Regions from separate parts of the Mus musculus genome. Here region 2 is linked to region 1. A link is a loop called in an ENCODE intact Hi-C map of the cell type or tissue named here. Cell type or tissue: heart. All regions are shown on one strand. Links, peaks and the distances in the headings refer to the core of each region. The heading gives the core; the rest is flanking DNA.

What was found. Hi-C counts contacts between places; a loop is a spot of excess contacts. Peaks named below come from ENCODE experiments on the same cell type or tissue, not always from the same donor. Only the 100,000 strongest peaks of a DNase experiment are listed, where the experiment ranks them.
Region 2: a loop joins it to region 1, with 2.2 times the contacts of the local background. A loop is called at or near these places in 1 of 42 quality-filtered maps.

What each region holds. Positions count from the first base shown.
Region 1 is chr17:56,580,460-56,588,405 of GRCm38, forward strand. It overlaps Safb2 (scaffold attachment factor B2), which reads right to left and starts at 4,126. Exons shown (of 21, transcript NM_001029979.3): 1 at 3,815-4,126; 2 at 2,525-2,612. The coding sequence starts at 3,985. Safb (scaffold attachment factor B) reads left to right here and starts at 4,523. Exons shown (of 21, transcript NM_001163300.1): 1 at 4,523-4,891. The coding sequence starts at 4,703. In heart, for the core only: a CTCF peak has its summit at 4,007; DNase peaks (open chromatin) are centred at 3,252, 3,512, 4,372 and 5,002; H3K4me3 peaks cover 4,714 bases; H3K27ac peaks cover 3,874 bases.
Region 2 is chr17:56,287,065-56,295,010 of GRCm38, forward strand. It overlaps Plin3 (perilipin 3), which reads right to left and starts at 3,447. Exons shown (of 8, transcript NM_025836.3): 1 at 3,390-3,447; 2 at 730-812. The coding sequence starts at 795. It overlaps Arrdc5 (arrestin domain containing 5), which reads right to left. Exons shown (of 3, transcript NM_029799.1): 3 at 7,047-7,600. The coding sequence ends at 7,082. In heart, for the core only: a CTCF peak has its summit at 4,310 (motif pointing right); DNase peaks (open chromatin) are centred at 2,537, 3,517, 4,227, 5,987 and 2 weaker places; H3K4me3 peaks cover 3,458 bases; H3K27ac peaks cover 4,842 bases.

The sequences.
Region 1 (7,946 bases), core at 1,559-6,558:
CCCAAACCATAAAATTATTTTCATTGCTAGTTTGTAGCTGTAGTTTTGCTACTATTATGAATTGTAAATTACCTGTTTTCCAATGGTCTTAGGTACTAGGTAACCTCTGGGAAAGGGTTATTTGATCAGAAAGGGTTGTGACCCACAGACTGAGAACTGCTGGTTTAGGAACCTTGCTAAAGAAGTCTGTCATTGTGAGAGGCTCTGAGAGCCTCACTTCATTTCTGTTCTTTCAGCTTCCTGTGCATGGATGGAAACATGACCATCCAGCTTCCTGATCCAGCTACCCACTGGCATGCCATCCCCAACATTACCAACTCTCCCTTTGGAATCAAATGGCCAAGTTCAACCCACAGAATCAACTGTATAAAGCTGTCCTCTGATACCTCATGTGGGCCACCACAGTTATTAAAATGTTAAAACAAAAGTGGGGGTGGGGGGAGGTGGAGGGGGGCTAAAAGGAGTATGAGATGGCTCAGTAGGTAAAACAGTTGCTGCCAGTCCTGACCATCTGAATCTGATTCCTGGATTACACATGGTGGAAAGAAATGGCTCCTAGATAGTTCTCTCTGGTCTCTGTGCTTGCACTGTGTTATGTGTGTACATGCCCTCACGGGTACGCACATACACACACTAAATAAAATGCAAAACCCACAAAACTAGTTAGGGTAGATGTCATCTGAGAAATGCTGGGGAGGTGGAGACAGGAGGATCCTTAGAGTTGATGGTCAACCAGCCAGGCTGAATCAGCAGGCTCCAGGCCAGTGAGAATCTACCCCATGAAATACCATGCACAACAACTGAGGTCAACCCACTGTTAACCTTGTACCTCCTATATGTGCACACCAATCCTCACAGGCACAGAAAGAAATGTCAACTTTTAATAATCCTTAAGACTTTGACTAGATATCCAAATCCTGGCCAAGACTATAGCTTGATACCTAGGCAGTGCCTGGTGGCTCTGGTTAAATTCTCAGAACCAGATAACTCTATGGTTCTCAGAGCAGTTCAGCTGGAGAATGGGACTCTGAATACTCAAGCCCTCTGTGGTGGGTGCAGTACCCTCATGGGACATAGAAAGGACATACCAATGGTTGTTTAACATCAGCACAAGGGACATATTTACTACCCAATTCAACAAGAATTAAACAGGTCAGAACTATTCTTCATGCAGTGATTTCACCCGTATTTGAGAGGCTCTGGGACAAATGCAGGGCTTTCTGCAAACACGTGCCCACTCCAAACCCCTTGTTTGAGCCAGCCCCACTTGTGAGAGGGAGTGACTGTGACTTTCCTGGAACTTCTTCCCACTTTGCCAGAAAGTGGTGCTCAGAGAATCACTAACAGTGTCTTGTGGGCTAAAACCTCACTTCTATCATCCCAGAGCCTCTGGCCTGGCCTGGAAGCCATGGGCTAGCACATCACACCAAACACCACATTCTTGAGCACCTCCAGAGATGGACAGGCATAGCTCTGCCCATGGAGGCACCCTCTCAACCATGCCAGACCTCCCCCAGGCTCATCTGACAATGCTGCCCACTGATCTGATATGCTTGCGGCAGGTCAGGCAAGTGTCTGCAACACAAGCAGCCAGGGTTATACTAGGTCTCCAGGTTAGTGCTTTTTAAAAAATGATTATGGCTGTCTCTGTGAGCACAGTTAGACATATGTGCGCCTCAGTGTGAATGTGGATGTCAGAGATCAACTTTTGGGAGCCAGTTGTTTCTGGTCTCAAGGATCAAACAACTCTCAGATTCAGGAGCTTCTACCTTCGGTAGCTGAGCCTTTTCACTAGCCCTCAGTTATTGGTTTGTTTGGGGCAGTGGTGTTTGGGGATTAAAGGCATGCACCACCATATCTGGCCCTTAAGAGTCTCATGTAGCCAGGCCAACCTGGAATTGGCCATTCTCTTGCCTCAGCCTAGAATGCTGATGAAAAGCTGTCCTCGAAGCCACTGGTAAAACCTGACTTCAGGGCAATGGGCAGATGGCTCAGCTGGCAAAAACATTTCTTGTTTTGAGCTTGGGGGCCTGGGCTCAATCCCAGCACCCGTGAAGAGCTGGGCATGAGGGTACTTATAATCCTAGTGCTGGGGTTTGAAGATGGAGGACACTGGTCCTCACAGGTCAGCAGCCCAGCCAAATCACTATGTAGACAGATGGATCAGCGGTTAAGAAAGAGCACTAACTGCTGTCATACAGGATGGGCTTCAGCTCCCAGGAATCACATGGAGACTGGTAACCATTCCTGACTCCAGTTCTAAGGGGTCCAAGACCTGCTTCTGACCTCTGTGGGCACCAAACACATGTGCATTCACATGCAGGCAAGCGCGCACACAAACACACACACACACACACACACACACAAAATAAACCTTAAGACAAAAACAAAACCTAAGGTGGACACAATGTGACACTATGGCTGTCCCACACACATGCACATCTAAGTATGCATATTACACATACACAGAGCAGAGCAGACACCCATTCCCCAGGCCCAGCGTCAAGCACAGGCAGTTAAGTACCTTTGGTGTTTCTCTTTACAGCCCTCTTGCTCACAGCTCCCCAGCTGATTCCAACCTCCTCAGGTTCTTGTCCTTCCTCCTTAAATGCCTGATGGGAAAGAGTATGAAGTTTTAAATAAAGTTATCTTTTAGGAGGGGTTGACACAAAGTGTTCTTTAAGAAGCAACTTTGCAGTTGCAAGTGTTCACAATCTAGCTTAAGACCACATTTAGCAGCCAGCTCCCCTTCCCTGCTCAAGACCCAAAACCTAGAGAAAGGGAAGCTGAAAGCTTGGGTTGCAGAGTCACTGTCAGCAGGTTGTGGTCATACATGACCTGGCAGCTTGTAGCCCTAGATGTAATCCCCAACCCAAGACAAAAAAATAGAATAAAATCCAAGTATTAACCCCAAATCAGGGTTGGTGACCGCTCATCTTGTGTGCTCTTTCATCAAACACAGGGATGATGGTAGGAAACCTGTCCTTGATTCAGGCAGGGCAAAGAGCTGAATGGGGCGCTCAAAAGGCCTCCCATAACAAAGCAAACCTTTAATTCCAGCATTTTGGAAGTGAAAAGGGGGGGCAGGAGACCAAGAGCTGAAGTCTAGTCTGGGTTTCACAGCAAGTCCAAGGCCACACTGGGCCACAGTAGCTCTCCAAAAAAAGTTTTGCGTGGGAGGGGAGGCGCTGATTTTTGATAAGGAAAAACAACATAGACCGAAGAAGAAAGCGCTGGCCAATTTTCCCTCAAAGTATTCTGGCGCCTTCTACTTGCAGCCAATCAGGAGTCCCTAACCCTCAAGGACCCTGTTCCACAGAGGCAAGCTTGTGTCAAGCGCTGAAGGGCAGTAGACAAGACTTCTTGTCTAGGGGGAGGAAAGTGACATCTTACGCTGACTCGAGATGACAACTAGGCTCCAAGACCAGGGAAGCGCGAGGGGACCGGACCTGGGAGCGAACATGGTCTGTGCAGAGACACTGGGCACCGCCAACAGTGGGGTTGACTGATAGATTCCCCAGAAGAGTAAAACTAGGGTGGCGGAAAAGACAGCTGCAGGTGCAAGGTCATCATGGAGACGTGCCCAGAGCCACCCGATTACTCAACAAGGCCCGGCTTCCTGCAAATCCCGGGGCAAGTGGGAGGCGAGACACAGAGAGGGGCAGCGACTAGTAAAGGTCACACAGCCTCGGCTGCTTCGGTAACTGACAGCACAGACCGAAGTCGGGGGGGGGGGCTCGGGGTGGGAAGGCCGGCCCGAGTCTGCGCGGGCAGTTACGTGCCCGGGTCCACGGCGCCACTCGGGTTCCCTCACCTTCCTCAGCCGCTCCATCAGCACGCTCTTGTTGCCTCCCGTATCCAGGTTCCGCTTTTTCAGCTCCGCCCTCAGGTCGATCACCCGCAGGTCGCTGAGCCGCCGCGTCCCACTCTCCGAGGCGCCCGGACCAAAGGCGGGGTCGCCCGACCCGGTCCCGGGTTCCGCCATCCTCGCTTCCGCGACTTCCCAACTCGCTCCGGAACCCCCTCCACTCGCTGGCACCAGCTGTGGCGGCTCGGAGGTAGTACAAAATGGCGCTGCCGAAGAGGAAAACGCACTCGCTTCCTCCCGCCTCCCTTTGCGGCTGCGCAGGCGCACAGCTCTGACGCACCTCCTAGGTCGCACGCCAAAGCAGTCTCGAGCCTCGCGGGTACAAGTGCACATGCGCAACCGGTCGTAAGCCCCCCCTCCCCCCCCCCCCCCCGGCCCCGTCGCCACCCTCTTTTTAATGCGCACGCGCACCGCCTCGCTACGCTCACTGACCCCCGTTTGCCTCTCGCAGCGTTGCCCGGCTGCGCACGCCACCGCTCTACGGCCAGCGCTCCGACAGTGATGCGCAGGCGCACGACCTGTAGCACGCATGCGTCTTGGTCCGCGGCCAAGCGCGAGCCGGCGAGGCGCGCCTACGTCGTCTCTGCCGCCGCGCACACTGCGCTTGGGTAAAGGCGTCTGAGAGCGTAGGGCTCGCGCCGGCGGCGCCTGCGCAGTGTCGAGGTGCGCCTCCGGGGAGGCTGAAGCGGTTCCCTCTCAGGCGGCGCCATTTTGTGGTAAGAGGGCCGAGATTCAAAAAAATAATAATAATAACAAATCAAAAAAAAAACACACTCACGCAAACCCACTGACCCGGTTCTGTGTGAAGTGGGCGACGGAACCAGGGTCCCTGGAATGGCGGAGACTCTGTCGGGTTTAGGAGACGCGAGTGCGGCGGGCGCGGCGGCCGTGAGCTCCGCGGCGTCAGAGACCGGGACGCGGCGGCTCAGCGACCTGCGGGTGATCGACCTGCGGGCGGAGCTGAAGAAGCGGAACCTCGACTCGAGCGGCAACAAGAGCGTGCTGATGGAGCGGCTGAAGAAGGTGAGGTTCGCGGGGGGGAACCCCATGGTCGCCATGGCGACACCCACCGCCGGGCCCGGAGTGGCCCGTTGGCCTTCGCGCTGGGCGCTAATACTGGGGCTCCGCGGGCGCCGGGTGCAAGGATTCGAATCTCGACGCCCCCAGCGATGCGACCAGAGGGAAATAACACCACGAACGGGTTCGGGGGATCGATGACACCGCGTTCCCTGTACTGCTTAGTCCCAACCCCAAAGGGGGATGAAGGGGACTCGGCCAAGGTCATCCAGTGGGGTCAGCTTGTGGCGGGATTCGATCCCAAGTCCCTTTTCGGCCCCCGAGGCAGAACAGGTGGTTTTTGTTTCTTTTCTTTTCTTTTAATCTGGGAAGACACAGTGACGTTGGGGGCAGGGGTGGTGGAGATGAAACATGAGAAACTCTCAGAGTTCGCAGACAGCCGGAGGATGTAGGTAGCCCAGGGAGACAAAAAACAAAAACAAAGCGGAAAAATAAATTGTTTCTAATTCTTTGCTAGAACTAAGCTAGGGGAAGATACGAGATGGAAGGAAAGAACGTTTTTTTCTGTTGATAAAGGTAAGTCAGATGTGAGTTCAAGGCCAACCTGGGCTGTAGAGGAGTTCCAAACCAACCTGAATATTAGAGTTCAGGGCTAGCTAAGCCTTTTTCAAAGTATAAAGTAGGTCCAAGAGCTACTCATTTGGTAGTGTGCTACTCATTTGGTATTGTGCTTACCTTGCATGCACAAAACCCTAAGTTTTATCCCAAATACTTCCTAAGGCCGGGAGTGGTGGAGGCAGAAGGATCCTAAGTTTGAGGCCATCTTGGGATGCGTGAAAGCCTTTCTGTAAAACATAGTAGGTTTTTGTTTTGTCTCTTTTTTTTTTTAAAAAAAAAGGGGTTGGACACATAGATCAGAGGTAACATGCTTGCCCAATATTGCAGAGGCCCTTGGAACCATCTGCCACACAACTGCTATAACACTCCATTCTGTGTGGTCAGGTGGGAGTCGGAGGATTTAGTTCCAGCCTCAAACTGAGCCCCCTGAGAAAGAGGCTCATTTCTATTGCCTTCCTTTGTGGCCTAGATTCTCTGTCAGGAAGACCTTTAACCTCTTCTGAGTGTCCTCAGATCAAGGCAGTAGTAGCTTGCCTTCAGGGTAGGGTAGGCATTGCTTGGCTTGCAGTCTAGTCCAGGTAAACAAGCTCAGTCTCCACAGGGCCCCCTTTTGGCTTTTGTAGTTGTTTACTCCACCTTAGAAAGCAGACTTTGTTTGTGTTACACCTTGAAAAGCTGTCCCCTCTAGCTTTCAGACATTGTCATCTGCCCAGTCATCCCTTGCACAAGGAACTGGAGATTTAACCCTCCTAGATCCATCCAAAGTCAGTCACCAGTTGCTGTTGAGAGAAGACACTGTGACAAGCAGAGAGGGCAGCAGTGTGAAGGCCTGAGCTCTGTGCCCAGCACCAACAGTAAAGGTCAGGTGGGGTGCCAGCCGCAATCCCAGTGCTCACAGACACAGGACGATCCCTGAGGCTCACTGCCTGACTAGTCCAGTCAAGTCTGTAAGACAAGGTGGATGGTACCTAAGAGAAAGCTGAGGTTGTCTTCTGGCCTCTCATGTACTGTGAACATGTACAGCATATAACATTACTTGCTTGTGAGATGAGGTGTGGAAGTTAGAGGCCAGGGCAGGCACACTACCTACTGAACGTCAGGCACTCTTTTCAGTTGGTTTGGTTTGGTGGCTTTTTGGGGGTTTTGTTTGTTTGTTTTTGGGTTTTTTTTGGTTTGTTGGTTGTGTCATCGTCGTGTCCCCCCCCTCCCCCCCACAGGGTTTCTCTATGTAGCCCTGGCTGTCCTGGAACTCACTCTGTAGACCAGGCTGGCCTTGAACTCAGAAATCCGTCTGCCTCTTTAATCCCTGCTGGGATTAAAAGCATGCGCCATCACTGCCCAGCTTGTTGTTTGTTTTTTAAGGACACTACATCTCTATTGGAATGGGCAAGAAGCTCCCTACACTGGTGTCACCTACAGAACATACAGGGTGTGAAAGGGGGTGGCCAGGGTGATGCTCGGCCTGCTGGTGAGGCACTGTGCAGCCTTGGCAGTACCAAGCTCTCTCAAGACTAGAAGTTGAGGGTTGGCTTTAGGGTGCTGTTCTCATTGTCCTCTTGGGGGTTGCAGAGGGACCCTGGTCTGTGCTTGTCTCCACTCACACCCCTGTATGTTTGTCAGATCAGAGGGTAAGTCTACAGTACTGTCCCTCTGCCTGCTTGTTGTGACCATCTCTGGGTTGGATTTTTAAAGAGGGAGGTGGTGTGGAGGAGCACCTGTTAGAGGGGGTTTACTGAGGTAGCCTGGGAGGGACAGCTCTGTCATTTAGCCCCAAGGGATAAAATGAGATACCTTTCTACAGCTTACCTGGAGTTGTTTGAAAGCTGACTAGCTCCAGAGGAGAGAGAGGACAGGGCTGCTTACAGGTTTGTCTGTGGTCCCCTAATGAAAGCCACAGGAAGCCCCTGGGGATCTGGAAGAGTTGCCTGAGCTTGGAGTTCTGAGGGCACTGCTGCTACCTTCTCTCTGGGGACAGTCAACTTTGAAACATCCCCAGGGTGAGAGGCATGCTGCTAGAAAGTGTCTCATTTCACTCCTTGGGGGGCACTGTTGACAGGGCTGTGTGAGAGAGAGAGAGGCCCTTGCTGAGTTGGCCACTGATGAACAAATAACATTCTTGAGTGTGAAATGGGACTTCTACGGGGTCCTTCCACTACAAGTCCCAGAAGGGGACAGCAAGGTCCAAGCCCTGTCCCCTGTTCCCCTCCCCCTCCTTAGTTACTGGGTTAAGCCAAGGAAGCTGGAATCTCTTTCCTCAGGGACACAAAAGGTGGAGGAGTCCGAAGTTCTGAGCAGTTGCCTCCACGACTCAAGGAGTCCTCAGGATAGTCTTGCAGCAATGCTGGCTGCTATCATTAAGGGCCAAGAGTACTCACTGAGAAAGAGCCCTTACAATACAGGCATGAGAACCTGAGTTTCAAATTCCTAGGATCCCTATAGAAAG
Region 2 (7,946 bases), core at 1,296-6,295, 290 kb before region 1:
CTGTGACCCTCAAGGGTTCTAGGATGACTTTGATGTCCTGGGCTACACAATGAATTGGAATTCAGCCTGAGCTAAATGACACTGTCTCAGAGAGACAGGGGGGAGAGAGAGAGAGAGAGAGACAGAGAGCTGAGGGGGAGAGAAAAAGAATGATAGAGAAAGTGCACGTGAGCACTCATTCCAGCACTCAGGAGGTATAGGCTGGAGGATCAGGGGTTTAAAGCCATCCTCAGCCACCTAGTGGGTCTGAGGCTAGCCTGGGCTACATGAGACCCTGTATTGAAAGCAAAGAAAAAATGAAGGGCTGGATCTAAGAGTTTAATCTCCAGCATTCAGACGACAGACATAGGGGATCTCTGTGAGTTCCATACTAGCCTAGACTACATACCAAGACTTTGTCTCAAAATTTAAAAAAAAGGCCGGGCGTGGTGGCACATGCCTTTAACCCCAGCACTCGGGAGGCAGATGCAGGCGGATTTCTGAGTTTGAGGCCAGCCTGGTCTACAAAATGAGCTCCAGGACAGCCAGGGCTATACAGAGAAACCCTGTCTCGAAAAACCAAAAAAAAAAAAATAAAAAAATAAAAAAAAAAAGAAAAGAAAAGAGAGAGGAAAGAAGAAAGGAGGGAGGGAGACCCCCTAACTCCCCTCCTAGCTAGCCCCTTCCAGACCCCAGCAGGCTGCCACAGAACTCAGGAGCCCAGGGCTCCCTGAAGCTCAGGCCCCTCACCTGCACAACAGGTTCCTCCATAGCAGCTTGAGCTTCGGCAGGCGCATCTGTACCATTGCTAGACATGGTCTCAGCAGCAGTTGCTGTGGGCAGAAGACAGTCAAGTGACAACCAGCCCTACCCCTCTCTCCAGGGAAAGCCAGGAACACAGGAAGCAGCACAGTTGATCTGTGAACCTTCAGCCCTCTCAGGGCCCCGTCAGCAAGGTCCAAGGTGGGGCCTAGCTCACCCTAGCTCCGCCCCAACTGCTGACTGACCCTGTGGTGCTGGAGAAGTGCCAACCCAGTTCCTCAGGCACACTCAACAAAGCTGCACTTCTGGCCACACCCCAGCCCCCTTACTGGGGGGTTCTAGGTAGGAATCCACCCCTAGCCACACCCCTCAGCCCCTAATGGGGTAGGGGGGATTCTAGGCAGGGGCTCCATTCCTAATTATGCCTTTAGAACCCCTAACTCTGGGTGGTTGTGACAGGGTCCTAGGCCACATCCATCCGGCAGACATGTCCCTTTAAAGCTCACTTCTGCCATTCATTAAGGTCAGGTCCTATACCTCTCTCAAGGGTACTGTTTCCTCACAGTCTTCTTCCATGTGACCAGACAGTTGACACTGTTCCCACAGCTGTGCCCATTTGTGGGTCTCAACATGACAATAGTCCCAGCAGAAGGGGACTTAGAAACAAAAACAAACTAACAAATGTCCCTGTGTGTTCAAGTCTAACAAATGCCCCTGTGTGTTCAAGACAGAGACCTCTTGCAAGCCAAGAAGTTCAGAGGCAAATGTCTGAAACATCCAAGATTCTCTTTCTCTCTCCTTAAAGAGTATGTTGGGAGTTAGGAGGTACAAAGCAAGTATTGCTCTCTCAGAGGATCTGAGTTTGATTCCCAGCACCCATAGCACGGGATTCACAACTACCTGTAACTCAAGGTCAAGGACACGTGATCTCTACAGGCACCACATCCACACGGGCATACACACAACTCAAAATAAGATAAGCCAGGTGTGCGCCTTTAATCCCAGCACTTGGGAGTTGGAGCAGGAGGGTCTCTGTGAGTCCCAGGCCAACCTGGTCTACAGAGTGAGACCCAGTTACAACAAAACATAAAGCAAAAATAAACAAATATAATACATCTTATAAAGATCTACATTTTAGTTTTGCTTATGTGCATGCAGTGGCCACAGAGTTCAGGAGAGTCAGACCCCTGCAGCTGGAGTTAGGTTACATAAGGAGCCTGAAGCTGGTGCTAAGAACTGAGCCTCGGTCCTTTGAGGGAACAGGAAGTGCTCTTAACTACTGAATCATCACTTGCAGCCGGAGTCTGCTTGTCTTTACATAGAATGTTAGAAGATCAGGAAGCTTAATGGACTAAGGACAGAGTTCAGACAGAGGTAGAAGCCTGGCGTCTGAATTTTAGGACAGGTAGGTGATATCATTTGTTTAAAAACCAGTTAAAAACTGGGGCTGGGCCTTCCAGATGCCCCAGAACAACAAACACCAAGTGTGATGGCACATGCCTGTCACCCCAGCACTTGAGGAAGGTTAGAAATCAAAGCCATCTTCCACTACCCAGTGTGTGAATTCTAGGCCAGCCTGGGCTTTATGAGATTGCTTGGCGTTGTCTGCAGAATGCTCAAATCGGCAGCTAAACCACAGTGGGTGCTCAATAAACTAGTCTGGCAAACCGCAGCAGTTAGGTTTGCGATAAAGATTTCCCAACACGGGAGTCAGGTGATGCTGGTCATGCCTTCCTGTCATCGGTAAGGTGGGTGGCAAAGCCTGAGGAGTCAGACACCCCTGGAGCTCCCCTTCCTAAGCAATGGTGGCCGCTGGAGAAAAACAAGGGCTTTTTGCTCTTTTTGAGCACTTGTGGCAGCTAATCTCTCTACACCCGGCTCCAGCTGCCTGAAACTGACCCTCCCCCACACACTCCGCCCACCAGATTACTTTCTCTGCAAAGAAAGCCAGAAAAGCCCCCAGGGTCAAAAAACCAGCATGTAGCCAAGGCTTAGAAGTGGTTAAGGGAGTCTTTCGGCCTGGTTTGGTGACAATGCTGTCATCCCAGCATTTTTGGTGGAGGCAAATTCCAAGGCACCCTAAGTTTAGCGTAGGGCCATTTCCAAAAACAATTAACAAGACAGAAACAAAACATTAAATTTGAGAGATTCCAACAGAGGGAGGCACCATGCTCGGCTGGGGGTCACAGCTTCCTGTGGAACAGGCCTGGCTTTATGTAGGATCCAGGGCCTGGGGCTAGTTAGTGCACGGCAGGTGAAGCTATTTGTGACTGTGCCTGCGGGGTTGTTTGTTCTTGGGGACAGGAGACTCAGAATCACGGGGAAGAGGGAGGAGCCGCAGCCCAGGACACACGGGACTCGCATTTGAACACAACTCTAATTCTGGGGACCCAGGACAGTGGAATCCACCTTTTTGGACGCTCAGGGACTCCGTCACTGACGAGGACGCTAAGGTCCTAGGGTGGCCAGGCCAAGAGTTGGAAGCGCTGCAGAAGTTGGGTCCTTGGGTAAAAGTTAGTCTCTAGAAGTAGGGTTTCCTAGCGTGCAGGGATTTTTGGGATACCGGAGTCCTCCCAGGAAGCCTCGTTTCTCCCTCCTCTCTAAGGGCGCCTCAAGATCGATCCTGCCCCTTGCCCCCCAGCTCTCACCAAAGTCCTCAGGTCGTCCAAGCGAGGAAACCTCCCCTACCAAGTCCAGCTTGGATCTACCGGGTGGGGCGGGGCGGCCTTGTGCATCCCCCGTGGAGGGAGGGGCCTTGGAGTGACAGGACAGAGGGCCAATCAGAGGTCCCTATGGCGTAGTTCCGCCCACCCTTCTAAGGCGACCCAGCCCAGGTTGCTTGCATTAGTTGAGTCCCAGAAAGACTTGGAGTCCTGATCCTAGATGGAGGGGAGAGGGGAGTGCCATTCTGGGGTCCTTGAATCCTCCCATGTTTCCAGAGACCTTAGAGAGGCTTCCAGATCCAAGGACTGATTGAGTGACATTTTTAGAAGCCCATCGGACCCAGGGAAATCAATGCCAGGAGGTTACACACCCTGAACCTCAGCCCTGATTGGGTCCTAAAGGAAAAGTTGCTGTCATCCAGATTGAGGTTCTTGTTGTCCCAAGTCCTCTGGACGAGGGCACTGAGGCCCTGATATGGCCAGCCATGCGCAGTATCCAGCTTTCTGCTCCTGGACCCCTGGATCAATCCTTTCCTGAAGACAGACACCTCCTGGACTTTTTTTTTTTTCTCATCCCTAAATCTTCTTTCTCCCCTTGGCCTGTAAGCCAAGTGTTAACCTCAGACGGCTGCAGGAGCTAAGAAAGAAGGGAATGTATTTTTGTTGAGGGTGTGACTACGTGTGCAGTTGTGAAAATGTGCACGGGCATTTGCAACTGCGCATGCACGGATGTGAGCCAGGCCTGGAGAGGACCCACCCTTACTGAGTTACCTCAGATCTTTCCAGACTTCCGCCCGGCCCCTCCTTTTTTTTTCTGAGCTGCCTTGACTCAGGCTGAGTTCTTTATCTTCCTGCTTCCAGTGAACAATGCCGCCTTCACAGGGGCAGTGGCGGGATGGGGCATGTTGCCACCAGGTGGCGCCCTGCTCGCGACTGCGCCCCTCCCCGCCATGTCCCCCAACGGTGCCACTTCCCTCTGTGCCTCTAGCGCCTCTGCGTTCCTTCCCTTACAGAGCCCCTCCACTCTGTGTCCCCTACAGCGACCTTCTCTCTGTGACCCCCTCCCGACGGCTCCCCTCTCCTCTCTTTCCACAATGGCGCCTCTCCCTCTCTGTGCCCCTGACGTGTCTAGGCCCATCGGTGCCGTAGAAAGCATGTCCTATTAACCTTGGGCCTGGCCCATGGCTCATTAGCTGTGTATACAGGCATTCAACAATTATTAGGCACATGCTGTACACAAAGGTCATGTAGGGCAGCCCCAGGAACATAGTCTGTACCCTCTCAGCTTGGTAGCATTCAGAGACCAGTGGGAAGTCACGCCAGCAGAATAGCATTAAGACTTTAGAGGGATACTGGGTGGACCACCAGAGCTACACAGTGACTGTCTTAAAAAACAAAACAATATTGGGAGGGGAGTCGAAGGAAAATTTAAAATGTATATTACACCTATTTATTTAGGGGGGCACTCTACCACTAGTGTGTGTGTAGGTCAGGAAAGAGCACGTGGGACGTCATTTCTCTGCACCACCGTTGTTGAGCCTGGGGACTAAGCTCAGATCTGCAGAGTTGGCAGCCACTCCCTCCCTTTCTCACTGATCCATTTCACTGGCCTCTAAGGGACTTTTACTTTGTCTCACTGACTGAGGCCATATCCCCCCCCCCCTCCCCGGCTTCAGTCTCCCAGTGATGGAATGAGAGGAGAAATTAGAGGCTAGTGCACAGTGCTCAATCAGTATACACAAAACTTGGGTTCTGCCCCCACCCCCCACCCCACATCCACCAGGTGTGGCACATGCCTGTCACTCCAGCAGCCAGAGCTGAGGCAGGGGGACCATGGGGAATCAGTTCAAGTGTTACCCAGTGAGTTTGAGGCCGGCCTGAGTTCCATGAGATTGGAGCAGGAAAAACAATGGAAGATGCTAGATGAAACAGGAGCTCTCGGTCTGTGTCCTTACTCTTTGAAGGATAATTAACAGCCACAAGCCCTTGCTGTAACTCAGTGACCTGATGGCCAGCTGCTACCCATGTCTCCTTCTCACGTGGACCGTGGACGGGGGGGGGGGTGTCCTGCCCCTCACCACAGGAAGCTGGGGGTCATTTAACATGCAGAACCTGGCTCTGTCTGTCCCCACCCTCCTGAGCCTTGTGGCAGCCAGCTGCTGCTGTACCCTGTGAAGTGGCGGTGGTAAGCTTGGGGGAAGAACACGGCTCTGAGACCCATGGTCCACCAGGTTGGCATGGCTTCTCCCAGGCCCTTGAGTTACCTGCGTTCCTTTCTCTGGCCACCACATTCTGACCACCATTTCCTGGCCACTCCAGGTCCTGTGAGAGGCATGCAGCAGGTCTCCTTGGTCCCTTGCTTCTCTGGGCTCTGGGGTCAACCCTGCATGCTGCCTGGTGGCTCCTGGGGTGACTTAAAGCAAGTTGGGTAGTGGGCAGATTTCAGTGTGTAAGTATCTTGGCTGGCCCAAGGGCTGTGCTCTAACCTAATCCCTCTGGGACCACAGCCCTCCTAATCCCTACAGAGGGCAGCCTGAGCCAAGGTGTCCTGGCTTGGCCTGCACCTTAGAGCACTGCCAACAACCAGGACATCCTGGTCATGTTGTCATGCTGGTGGGAACAAGATGTTCCTGCTATCTCTTTGGATGGAGACTGGTCTCCTGTGTGGAGGCTGACCGGCTGCTGCTGTCCTAGTGACCATCTTGAAACCAAGTAAGTGAACATAGGTATCACTTAGGACCTGGTGGGGGTGGCAGCCTTAAGTCCCTCTAATTGACAAGAGCTCCTTCTAACAGCTGTAGATGGCAGAGTTCATATTTCCTAGATAGTGGAAGAGATAGGTCACAGCACTGGTGGCTGGGGCTTGCAGTGTGGACAGCTCTCCCACACCTGCCTCTCTGTGTTTTGTGTTCCCCACCTACCCTGCACAGGTTGCAGCTGAGTGGCTTGGGTTCCAGGGAAGGGGGTTATTTTGAAGTTAGGAGTCAGGGAGGATGAGGGGGCCCCTCCATGGGGGACAGGAAACAGGTGGCCCCAGCTGTCTTCTCCAATTGGCCCACCTGGCATGGTGGGTGCCATCAACCCCACCACACAGGAAGTGTCCCCAACGCTTGCCTGTGTGGGTCACTTGAGTCTCAGGGGTAGAGGGGTAAGGGGACTCCCTGAGAAAGCTGTAGGGCTGGATAGAATGTTCCAGAAGGCTGATGGCAGCTGTGGGGTGTGCACTTAGGGTCTCACATAACCCAGGCTGGCCTACAATACAGTGTATAGCCAAAAATGACTTTAAACCTCTCAGCATACTGCATTGACCTGCCCAGTGCTGGGTGCTAGGTGTGTGCCACCACACTCAAGGCCTTGGAGATCTCTGTATACATGTAGACAGTTAACCCATGGGAACTTGGCTCATAGAGACTGTTCTGCCAAGACCCTAGAGACATCTTTGTTCCCTTCAGACTGGGTCTTGCATAGCCCAGACTAGTCTGGAGCTTGCTTAGCAGCTGAGGCTGGCCTTGAACTCTTGTTCTTCCTGGAGTGCTGGGATGATAGGTGTATACCATCACATCAGGATTATGTTGTATTGGGAAAAGAGCCCAGGGCTTTGTACATCCCAGGCTAGCCCTAGGCCCAGCAGACAACTCAGAGTTACAATAAGCTTTTCATATTTAATATGCAGGCACTCAAACCATATGGTCCTCATATGGCAGCTCATCCAGCCGGGGGCAGTCGGCCTGGCCTTCCCTGGTGCTGGTGATGATGATGGGGAGTCGGGCTTTGACTGTCGACAAAGACCAGGGGAGGTGAATCGTGACTACAAGCTCATAGCTGGTCCTCATGATCTCATTTTCCTGGGAGCCACTGCTCACAGACAAAACCAGCGGCAGGTTGAAGGCACTAACCACTGTGGTACTGTTGAAGGCTGGAATCCGTGCGTTGGCCATCTGTCGCAGCAGCTCGCTGCTGTCTGCCCGCCGGCGCCTCTCGGCACTTGGCGTGAAGCCCTCGTACTGCACATGGGCATAGAGGGCGAACACCACGGTCTTGATGTACTTGCCCGTGTGATTGCGGATCTCTGATGTGAATGTCACCTTCTCGCCCGGCACATAGGTGTTCTTGCTCATCTGCACATGCAGGCTCACCCAGCCCTGACTGCAGCAGTTGTATGACACCTTCTTCTCAGCTTCTACAGACACGGAGTTCTGTAAAGGGAAGAGAATAGACACCCCTAAGACTTACAGACTCTCCTGCAGGCCTGTGGGACACTGTGGGGAATGTGGGGTCCAGGTTTGTGTCTCCAGCCCTAGGGATCTGGGGGCACTCAGGAGGGTCAGATGAAGAATGGTCATTCAGGACCAGCCTGGGCTAAAGAAGGGACAGCCTAGGCTATAGAATGGGACTGAGATGGCTGCAGTTCATTGGGTAGATCACTCACCCAGCATATACAAGGCTCTGGCTTCCAATCAAATAAACCAGTTAGTCACAGTGGCACACCTGTCATCACAGCACTCAGCAGGTAGAGTCTAGGTGGGGGGGGATCAGGTATTC